2 separate regions of the Mus musculus genome follow, and region 2 is linked to region 1. The links are chromatin loops, found by intact Hi-C in ENCODE. Cell type or tissue: heart. All regions are shown on one strand. Links, peaks and the distances in the headings refer to the core of each region. The heading gives the core; the rest is flanking DNA. Region 1 has its middle 34 kb from the start of Gm26761. Region 2 overlaps LOC105244755 (a long non-coding RNA gene).

Region 1 (5,380 bases), core at 181-5,180:
TTAGTTCCCGTTTCAGCCTCAAGCATCAAAGCCATTTGTCATAATTGCTATAATTAGACCAGGCTGAAACACACCAATCGAACAGGCTGTTGCTTCGTGGGTGTGGTTGCAAGGGTATCCACGACCTGAAATTCCCACTGTGAGGTACTTTCCTCGAGTTAAGGTGTTGTTTTTCTTTAAATATATGAATATATATGAACATATGTCAGAAAGCATCTCATTCCACTGCTCATTTGCTGGCTCCTCTTGATGTATTTTAATTACTGGAGAAAGAAAGATATTTGAAGCTTCTGTGTCCAAGTCAGGTATGGCTAACTATGGTAGCTGATGGTAAGTTGATTCCTGGGATGCATTTGGTAGAAGAAGAGAACTAACTCCCACAAATTGTCCTTTGCCAAATCCAGGTTCCATATCTTCATTCAAGGCCTTGGCTATCTGCTGATTCCCTCCGCAGCCCTTCTTCCTATCATGGGTGTATGTTCTCTGAGATTATATACTGGATTCATTCTTCAAAACTATCAACTCTCCAGTTCCTTTACAAGTCTATAGAAGTCCCATTTCTTCCCCCTCTGCCCATCTTTTACTATTTTTCTAATCATCCAATAAGGAAAGATGGATTCACCCAGTGGTTCTCAATGGGATGATACCCATCTATGGACATACAACAACATCTAGAAACAAAAGACTGGTATTTTAACACACACACAAATACACACATTTGTCACTTATAAATTTATATTTAACTAACATAAAATATTTAACTTCTATTGCTCAATTTATAAACCATGGAAGGTGATTGCTAAAGGTCTAGTTAGGGAACACATGGTGGCAGGGGAGCACACAGAAGCCTGGGGCACAATGAGGCAGCTAAGAGAGAGACTGTATCTAGAGAAAAGCAGGGCTGAGTTAGATCTCTCTTGCACTGAGGAAGCCTTTCCTTTAGAGCTGCAACACTTGCCTCGGGGAAACCTTTTGTCTCAGACCTATATAACTCGGACAGTGACTTGAATCTGATCAAAGTTATATCAGAGCTCCTTCCAAGACACACATGAGACTGGGTGACATCAGAATCCCACTCCCAAACAACCCACTCTGTCAGCCCAACAGGAGATGTGCCATTGGGTGGGCTGTGCTAGATACCATGTAATTGTTAAGCCCTGGCTGTCATTGTTTGCAGAGACATATTTGACTTGAACACAGGGATCCTAAGTCCTAGACTGACTCCTAAAGCATGACACAAAGAGGCATCGTTCAAAAGGTTCAAAAGAGCAACCAGTTAAAAGGTTGGCAATTCACCAAGCTGCCAACAAGGGAGCCTGCATGGGACAGACCTGGGCCCTCTGCAAGTATGTTGTATTGTGTAACTTGGTCTTTTTTTGGGACTCCTAACAATGGGAACAGAAGCTGTCTCTGACTATGTTGCCTGCCTTTGGCACCCTTTCCTCCTATTGGGTTGCCTCTTCTAGACTTAATAGGAGAGGAGGTTCCTAGTCTTACTGCGACTTGATGTGCCATGGCTGGTTGATATCCATGGGAGACCTGCCCTTTTCTGAAGAGAAAGGGAGGGGGATGGAGTGGGGAGGAAGGGAAGAGGGCAGGGAGAGAGGGATGGGAGGAGAGTAGGGAAGGAAGTTGCAGTTGGGATGAAACAAACATACATACATACATACATACATACATACACACATAGTGTCAATTCCAGCTGAAAATGAGAATTAAGAAGTTTTTAAAGCAAGGGATAACTATTAGAATGGCAGATTTAAGTTGAACCATCATAATTTTATCTAATATAAGTAGATTAAAATGAAAGACAGGTGTGGTTTGGACAACTTGATAGAACTCACCTACACTGTTGACAAGTTAACATTTGAAGTCTAAAGATGCCAACATTTCATAACTGAGGCAGAAGAGTACACACCAGTGTTAGTTTAAAAAAAAAAGCTACTTCAATGTCAAAGTAACTTCAAAGAAAAGAATATTGCTAGAGACAGAACAACAACAAGCAAACAAATTTCACTGTGGTGGAAGAGTCCATTCACCAAACAGACCTGACATCCTAAACAGATGTATCTCATCACAGAGGTTCAAAATATGAGGCAGGGGCTGGAGGAACAAAACAGAATAATTGATAGTTTTAAGAGTTTTAAGTGCTTCTTAGTCAGTAATGTCTAACCAGTAGACAGTAGTTGGAAAGGCTAGGGAGGGTTTGATGGTGTCATTGACCAATTCCTCATAATTGTTCTATGTGAAATCAAACTCCTTACAGAAGTCATGTAGGAGTCCAGGGCGCCAGAGAATGGGTGGAGGAAGATCTAGCCAGTGATGGCTGATGAGAGAAATCCTTGGCTAGAGGTACTGGTGACCAAATGATCAACAGTGAGTTGTGTGAAGTAATTCGCTTACATTCCAGTGTGTAGTGTAAGCCCTTCTCTTGAGGTACTTATCATTAATTTTCTGGCAGCCTTTACCCTTCCACTGCCCCCAAGACCCCCTGAGGCTGGGCTCATACTCAGGGTTCCTGCCTGGCCAGCTGTGGTGGTGAACTGCTCACACCGGAAGTGGGAGTGCCTGTCTGAAGTCTGAGAGGGCAAGGAAGCCTGGTCCCAAGAGGGGTTCGCTTAGAATGAGAATGGACATTGTTCTCAGATCTCAGAGGGAGCAGTTCCCACAAGGCAAAGCCCTAGCTTCCCCTGCTTCTTACAGAGATACACCTTGACAGGTAAAGTCAAAGTTTACAACTTCTACTGGGTAAATATTTGGGGTTAGTTTCCTTAGCAGGAGAATAAGCCTCCAAGGGACTCCCAAGAGGATGATTGGGACTCTTGGATGATTGAAGCTTTTCAGGCCAGAGCAGAGGTGAATCACTAGACCCAACATCAAACATCAAACTGACAACATCAAACAATTAAATGATGCCAGGGTTGGGGGGTAGGGGGTGTAGCAGGATTCACTGCTGGAGGAGACAGTCACGGACCAGTCTTTGAAAGGGTTGGCCATCAAGTTATTTACTGTTTGATGCCTATTGGAACTACCTGCCCTTCCAATCCTCTGTAAAGCCTAGATGGTTCTTGTCACCCAAAGAAGACTATGGGACGCTGAGCCCCACTCCAAGGCTGCCTCAGGGGCGTACAGGACTCACACAGCTTACTAGGACCCACCTTTCTGTAGAAGACTCACTTCTGTTTATCAATCACTAACTCAATCCTAAGAGTAAGTAAATAAATAGATCTTCAAAGTCTTTCACTTTGGGGAACTTGTGGCAGACAAATGAGAAAGAATGGCCGAGGGAGAGACAGTCACTGAAGCACTGGCAGGAGCCAGACCACTGGTCTCTTCTCAGTTGCTAGAGTACTTTGCCTTGGGTTGCCACACATGGCTGTGGTAGTGTGGGGTAGGGGACTTAAATCAAGGAAAGCTGGCTTTTTTCCTTACAGTTCTGAAGGTTCCAAGTCCAAGATGAAGGAATCAGCAGACCTGGTTTTCTGTCCTCAGCTTGCAGGGGCCATCCTCTCCCCATGTCCCCCTCTGCTTGCAGGTGGCAGCCTCTCTTTCCCATAAGGTCCTTCTCTGTGAGTGTCTGCATCCAAACTTTCTTCCGAGCACAGCAGTCAAACGGAATTAGGGCCATCTCAGTGACCTCATCTTAACTCACTGACCTCTATGAAGACTCTGCCTGTAATCTCAGGCAGGGACACTAGGGCAGAAAGGTCCCCTGCACATGAAGCTGAGGCTCTATCGGACCACAGTGCTCTCCATGCAGAGTGGCTTTTGCCTGCTGAAGTTCCTGGAATAACAGTTTTATTTGGTAGGTCATGACCCTGCATCTGTTTCTCCTTCCCTGACTCCTTTCCAAAAATTTCCACTCATATAACCTCCTTTTTTTTTCTTTCAAGAAACAATAAAAACATATCCTTCTAAGTTTCCTGCAACTACACAGCACCATCTTTCCAGAAATTGGTTTTCTGAGAAATGTATGCCTCTAACCCATGCCACAGCCTGTCTTGATATTACTTCATTTAACCCTCTAGAAAAGACCAAGATGCAGACCATGGTGTGGCATATCTTTAATTCCAGCACTCAGGAAGAAAGACCTGGTAGAGATCTCTGAGTTTGAGGCCACCCTGGTCCATGGAGCAAGCTACAAGACAGCCAGTGCTACTCAGAGAAACACTGTCTTTAAAAAAAAAGTAGGTAGGAAGGAAGGAAAGAAGGAAGGAAGGGAGGGAGGGAGGGAGGGAGGGAGGGAGGGAGGGAGGGAGGGAGGGAGGGAGGGAAAGAAGGAGGGAGGAACAAAGGAAGGAAGGAAGGGAGGGAAAGACCAAGACATCTGGAACCTACCATCTTGTCAGTTGAGTGCCTCTTTCATATATTTCTCAAGACACTTTAATTTGTTGTGACCCTCTGCCAGCATCTGCCCCACCCTTAACCCAGCCCATTGAGTAACACTTGGGGAATGCATCTGAGAATGTTCTGGAAGGGTTATCACACACAGCTGTGCATTGCCACGTTCCAGCTCATCTTGCCTAAGGAAGGGTGAAGATGAACCATCGACTCACAAGGCCGAGGAGGGCAGTTCCTGGAGGGACAAAGCTTGATCATGGAAGTGGTGCTTGGTTTATGTTTGCAGTCATTTGGATTCTGCAGAACCAGATAAGAGCCAGATGTGATGCTGTACATCTGTAGCCTCCCAGAGCTGGGAGAGCAGAGATGGGAGGACCCCAAGGACTCACTGGCCAGCTAATCTAGCTAAAATAGTAAGCTTCAAGACCATTGGCAGAAACTAAGGCAACTGAGGAAGAAATTCTGTTGTCAGCCTCTAGTTTCCACTTAACATCCAAACACACATACACACACACACCCCAACATCAGAACACATATACAATGTGGGTGATAGTTTACTAATTTTATAGATGAAGAATCTCAAAGTATGAAATAACTAGGCTGTAAACACAGGGGTGGAGCCAGTATTTGGACATGAATTTGTCTACAATGAGCTTTGTTCTTGCTGTTCACACTCTCTCCCCTCCCCCATCACACTATCAAGTGTTAGCCTTTTTTTCCCTACACAGAGCACCTGTCATCCCACACTGAATTCTACTCATGACTTCTGTGTTCTCACCAACCCATTTACAGGATACAGCTATGCACCAGTGGGTGGTCCAGAGTTTAGGGAAATAAATCTCTTTGAATGAGAAATTTTTTAATAGTAAAATTACAACAGTTTAAAGCTTTCATATACAGTCCAGTTGCTCTTCTTAAAGTTATATTGGTGGTTGAAATGAAAAGGATTATCTCTTTCAAAATATCAGTGATTGCACTGAAAAGCTTTTTCTCCACTCTTCTGGTCAGTAGCAGCTATAAGTGAAGAACAGAGTCTCCC
Region 2 (5,380 bases), core at 248-5,247, 52 kb after region 1:
CCTGCTGTGGGGCCTGTAGTCAACTGTAGTCCATTGTAGCCCAGGAAGCAGAGGCCTAGTACAGAGAGCGGAGCACAGCAGCTGGGAAGAGGTGAGGCAGAGGCCACTGGTCCCTACTGCGGCTTTTGTTGTAACCCACAATGTCGCTCACCATCCTGACTTTAACTGTGTCAACCCTTTAGCTTTGCTATAAATAATGACACAGTCACAAATTTTTGAAAAGGGCATTTTTTAAGTTATTTAAAAATAACCCAGTCTGAAACAATCTGACAGGAAAAATGCTTGAATGGTGATTCTACTCTTGCTGGTATGGGTTTTGTTTGTTTGCTGGGGCTTTTGAGACAAAGTTGCACTAGGTAGCTCAGAGTGATCTTCCTGCCTCAGCCTTCTGACTACTGAAGTTACAGGCAGGAGCCTCTACACCCAGTTGAATTATGGTATGTCTCTAACAATACACATTCTACAAATTTCTACCAAAAATCATGACTTGGAAAATAAAGTGATAAGAGAAAAAGTTCTCCAATATGGTATTAAATAAAAACCAGTAGCTATGAGCTGGAGACGGCTCAGTGGATACAGCCCATGGCTGCTAACCCTAAAGAGCTGAGTTCAAAGTCGCCTTGGGAAAGGAGGGAATTGTAAGCTGTTCACTGACCTCCACGTGCGAACTGTGGCAGGACTGCACACAGTAAAATAAATGTAAAAGGTTTCAATAGGGACACAAGGTAAATATAGCTATTTGTATTTTACATATTTACATATATTTTATGTGATGTCACATCACATATGTAATACATATGATGTAAATACTTACATATTACATTTATTATATATCATGCTCACATAAAAAATTATACACTCTATCTTATATATTGCTAGGGGATTTATATACTCATAAAATTGAGAATAAGTAAACTGGAAAAAGAAGCTGACAGGGACTTGAATCTCATACCCCTTCTTACACTTCCTTTGCATTTTACTTTCTTATGTCTTATGTCTTAACTTTTCAAAAGGACAAAAGCAAAAACAGTTTCTTAATTATAAGACCACAGGACAATATACAAGACCATCCTTTGATAGTAGGAAAAGCCTTTAATACATTGTCTTAACAACAACAGCAGCAGCAGCAGCAACAACCCCATCACTCTGGACCCCATTTCTGGTAAAGACTTCTTTCCCTATCGTGAATAGAATAACAAAGAAAACGGACAATGATAGTAAAAGCACAGCACAGAAAGGCATGCTGGGCTCACCTCGTGCATCCTGCACTTGTAGGTCCTAACAGGACACTTGGGTTGTTGAAGTACAGTTTTATACAGCGAATGAGAGAGAGAGAGAGAGAGAGAGAGAGAGAGAGAGAGAGAGAGAGGAGGGCCTTCAGACAACTATAACACAATGAGATAAAATGAAACAGACAAAGATTGGCAAATCCATGTAAGGACCTGGAAGCCATGTTAATTCCATCATTGTGTATGGTGGTGAGGATTTCCAACATTCACCAGACCAAGCCACAGATTAAGTAATTGAATTTTCAAGTGACCCCCCCCCCCACCTCAAAGAAAGAAAGAAATAGCCATTTTAACCTCAGAAGAATGTTCAATTGAGAAGTAAAGATCAAAGCATGCAGCCAATGGAGACTGCTCCTGTCCAAAGAATTAGGACTGAAGAGCACATTGCAGGTTTGTGAGTTCTAATCCTGCAGGCAGAACTGGGCTGATTCACCCATTCTTTGATGGGATTCCTAGAAGTATCGGGCTTCCTGATTGAGAGAAAGACTCTGGCATGTTCCCATAGGCAGACTCACTCCCAGCAGAGACAAGAAAGGGGAAGAAGCTAGAAACACACAATGAACGTACGGGTTGAATGTGGAACTTCCGTAAAACATACACCCAGAATCTGGGAATGTGACCTTGTTTGGTCAAAGGACTTTCACAGACACAATTAAGTTATGCATTGTGAGATGAGGTCATCCTGACTTAGCTTGGGCCCTAAGTCAAATGGCAAGTGTTCTTAAAGATAAGGGAAGAAGACAGACATGAGAAAACTGTCCAGAGAGGAAGAGGGCAGGACATGTCCACAAGCCAAGGAACACAAGGGATTTGGGGTAGCCACCCAAAACAAGGAGAGGAGTCTGTGACAATTTGCCTCTTTAGTCTTCCAAAGGAACCAACCTTGCCCACATCTTACCTTCAGACTTCAATAGTCCCCGGAACTGCAGAAGAGCCTATGTCCTTTGTTTTAAGCCACCTGCATTGTTTGTGGGAGGTATTCTTTACAGCTGTGATAAGACACAAGGAGACTCAGCTTCTTCTAAGCTCAGTGGTCTCTGCTTGGGAGAGAAGAGAAAGAGGCACAATTACTGCCATCATGATGATGAAAAGATTATCAGAGAAGTTATGCTATGCCCTAAAAACATGGAAGAAGTTGTTAACTCTTTTTGTTTTTGTTTTTGTTTTTGTTTTTGTTTTTGTTTTTGTTTTTGTTTTGTTTTGTTTTGTTTTGTTTGAGACAGGGTTTCTCTGTGTAGCCTTGGCTGTCCTTGAACTCACTATGTAGACCAGGCTAGCCTCAACACCACACCCAGCTAGTTGTTAATTCTTCTTTGAGAGCTTGCTGTATTGCCTAGAGTGGTTTCATAAAGAACGCGATATTGACTATGTACACGAAGGGAATTCTAAGCCAAGGGGAATGTTCTGCGGTGGGGGTGGGGCTCCAAACCCACATACTTTCTCCTTTTTTCTTATCCAACTTCTGTCCATTCCACAGACATTTTGTTCTGTTCAGGGATGATGTGATTTACAACCAAGTTTTCTTTCTCATTTCTTGCCATCTCTGAGAACAAAAATATGGGAACACTGTTTAGTTAAAAATGTTACATATAAGCCAGGAGTGGTGGCGCACACCTTTAATCCCAGCACTTGGGAGGCAGAGGCAGGCAAATTTCTGAGTTCAAGGCCAGCCTGGTCTACAGAGTGAGTTCCAGGACAGCCAAGGCTACACAGAGAAACCCTGTATCAAAAAAAATGTTACATATAATATTTATTAAGTTATGAGTGTATTAGAGTCAATAGGATATAGAAAAATTTACATATGACTTCCTACCTAAGGATAGCAAAGGTGATGGATCATAGTTTAGGTCTTTTGGTGGCTGGATCATCATTCCTGCTGAAGGGCAAGGCAGTTTGATTTTTAATAATTTATTTATTTTTATCTTATGTGTCTTGGTGTTTTGCCTGCATGCATGTCTGTGGGAGGGTGTCAGATCCTCAGGAGCAGGAGTTACTGGGCAGTTGTGAGCTGTCACATGGGTGCTGGGAATTGAACCCAGGTCCTCTGGAAGAGCAGCCAGTGCTCTTAACTGCTGAGCCATCTTCCGAGCTCTAGCCCCAGCCCTGGTGGTTGGCTTTTAAATTATTATTAGTCACCATATTTTGTTTCCCTATTTGTCAGTCAGAGGACACTTGGCTTGCTCCTGCCTTCAGAGGTTGGTGAGCAGCACTGCTCAGAATACTGCGTAGACACACCTATCCAGATGTCTGCTTCTAGGGTTTTGTTTTGTTTTGTTTTTTGTTTTTTGATTTTGTTTTGTCTTGTTTGTTTTTGAGCATATGTTTGAGTGGAATTTTCCAGTGCATATGGTAATTCTGTTTAGTTTGGTGGCACTTTCACAGTGCCTGCATTGCTCACTATCCTACAGGCAGCATTTCAAAACATTTATCGCAAGATGGGGTTGACATTTGCCTAACATGATTAATTATATACACTAACACCTCTACCACAGCCGCATAGCCCAAACAGAGCAAAATGTTGCCTCCTCCAGAGCCTGTGAAATAAATGTCTACTTTTATTACCAATATGTGAACACTGTCCAACTACACACTCTGTTGATTTTTCTCTAAAAGCATTATGGGATTGTTTTTAAAAGTCTGATGGAGGGTATTTAAGACATTATAGGCAACATGATTGACAACCCCACCCACACTCACACTCATACTAATAAGCAAATCCTGTCCAATCATCAGGAGCAATGCAAATTTCCCAGAGAGCCAGAGTGTGGAACTCACTACCCACAACCTTCCATTTCACAGCAGAAAGAGGAAGGCTTTTGAAATGTAAGCAGTTCACAAAGAGCAAAAACCGGAAAACAGATACTTCAATTGTAACAATAATGCAACTGGTAAAACAGATACTTGTAACAGAACAGTGCAACTTTCCAACTGGCCCGCAGGCAAACTTCTTCACTTTGCCTTAAAAAAAAAATCCCTGTGTGTTGAAGTTGGGTCTTTCACCTTTACAAACCAGCTCTGGGAGTTAGAACTGCATAGCTTCCAGTTGCTTTTACATTGTGTTGCACAATTGAGCAGTGTATGTACAAAAACTGTGAGACTCAGCCCACAGTGCTTTCTCACATTTAAAGAATTGTGTTTCCTATTACATAGCTCAAGTAGCAAACACAGGGAGTCAAAATAGAATTCTATGGACTTTTTTTTTTTAAAGGTTTATTATCTGGGCTAGGGACATGGCTCAGAGGTCAAGAACATTGGCTCCTCTTCCATAGGACCAGGGCTCAATTTCCAGTACGCATATGGTTGCTCACAACTATCTATAACTCCAGTTCCAGGGAATCTGACATCCTCACACAGACATACACGTAGGCAAAACAATAAATCAGTAAATAAATCATTAAAAAAAATTTAAGTTTATAATTAGTGTTGAGGGACTCACGGTGCACATGTGGAAGCCGGAAGACAACTTTGTGGGGTTGGTTCTCCCCTCTGTCTTGACTTGGGTCCCCAGGCTTTGTTCAGAAACTGTTTATTGTAACTTGACAAACTTGTATGCACATCGCCTCCTGCCAAAAGTGCTTTCCATCTATCATTTTTGCTGTTGTGGTTGTTGTTTTTACAGAAAACATTGCAAACTATTGTCTTAATTGGGTTTTACTGCTGTGAGCAGACACCATGACCAAGACAAGTCTTATAAAGGACATTTTTTTTTAATTAGGTATTTTCCTCGTTTACATTTTCAATGCTATCCCAAAAGTCCGCCATACCCACCCCCCCCAACCCCCTACCCACCCACTCCCCCTTTTTGGCCCTGGGGTTCCCCTGTACTGGGGCATATAAAGTTTGCAAGTCCAATGGGCCTCTCTTTGCAGTGATGGCCGACTAGGCCATCTTTTGATACATATGCAGTTAGAGACAAAGGACAACATTTAATTGGGGCTGGCTTACAGGTTCAGAGGTTCAGTCCATTGTCATCAACTCGGGAACATAGCTGCATCCAGGCAGACCTGGTACAGGAGGAGCTGAGAGCTCTATATCTTTTTCTGAAGGCTGCTAGCAGAAGACTGGCTTCCAGGCAGCTAGGATGAGGGTCT

The links. A loop is a pair of places that touch in the nucleus more often than their neighbours do. Peaks named below come from ENCODE experiments on the same cell type or tissue, not always from the same donor. Only the 100,000 strongest peaks of a DNase experiment are listed, where the experiment ranks them.
Region 2: a loop joins it to region 1, with 1.8 times the contacts of the local background. A loop is called at or near these places in 1 of 42 quality-filtered maps.

The regions. Positions count from the first base shown.
Region 1 is chr5:64,662,690-64,668,069 of GRCm38, forward strand. No RefSeq gene overlaps it. Among named protein-coding and RNA genes, the nearest start is that of Gm26761, 34 kb to the right of the region's middle. In heart, for the core only: a CTCF peak has its summit at 3,690; DNase peaks (open chromatin) are centred at 2,572, 3,702 and 4,562.
Region 2 is chr5:64,714,887-64,720,266 of GRCm38, forward strand. It overlaps LOC105244755 (a long non-coding RNA gene), which reads right to left. Exons shown (of 4, transcript XR_868443.3): 2 at 2,188-2,329. Among named protein-coding and RNA genes, the nearest start is that of Gm26761, 18 kb to the left of the region's middle. In heart, for the core only: no CTCF peak of the experiment used is centred there; no DNase peak of the experiment used is centred there.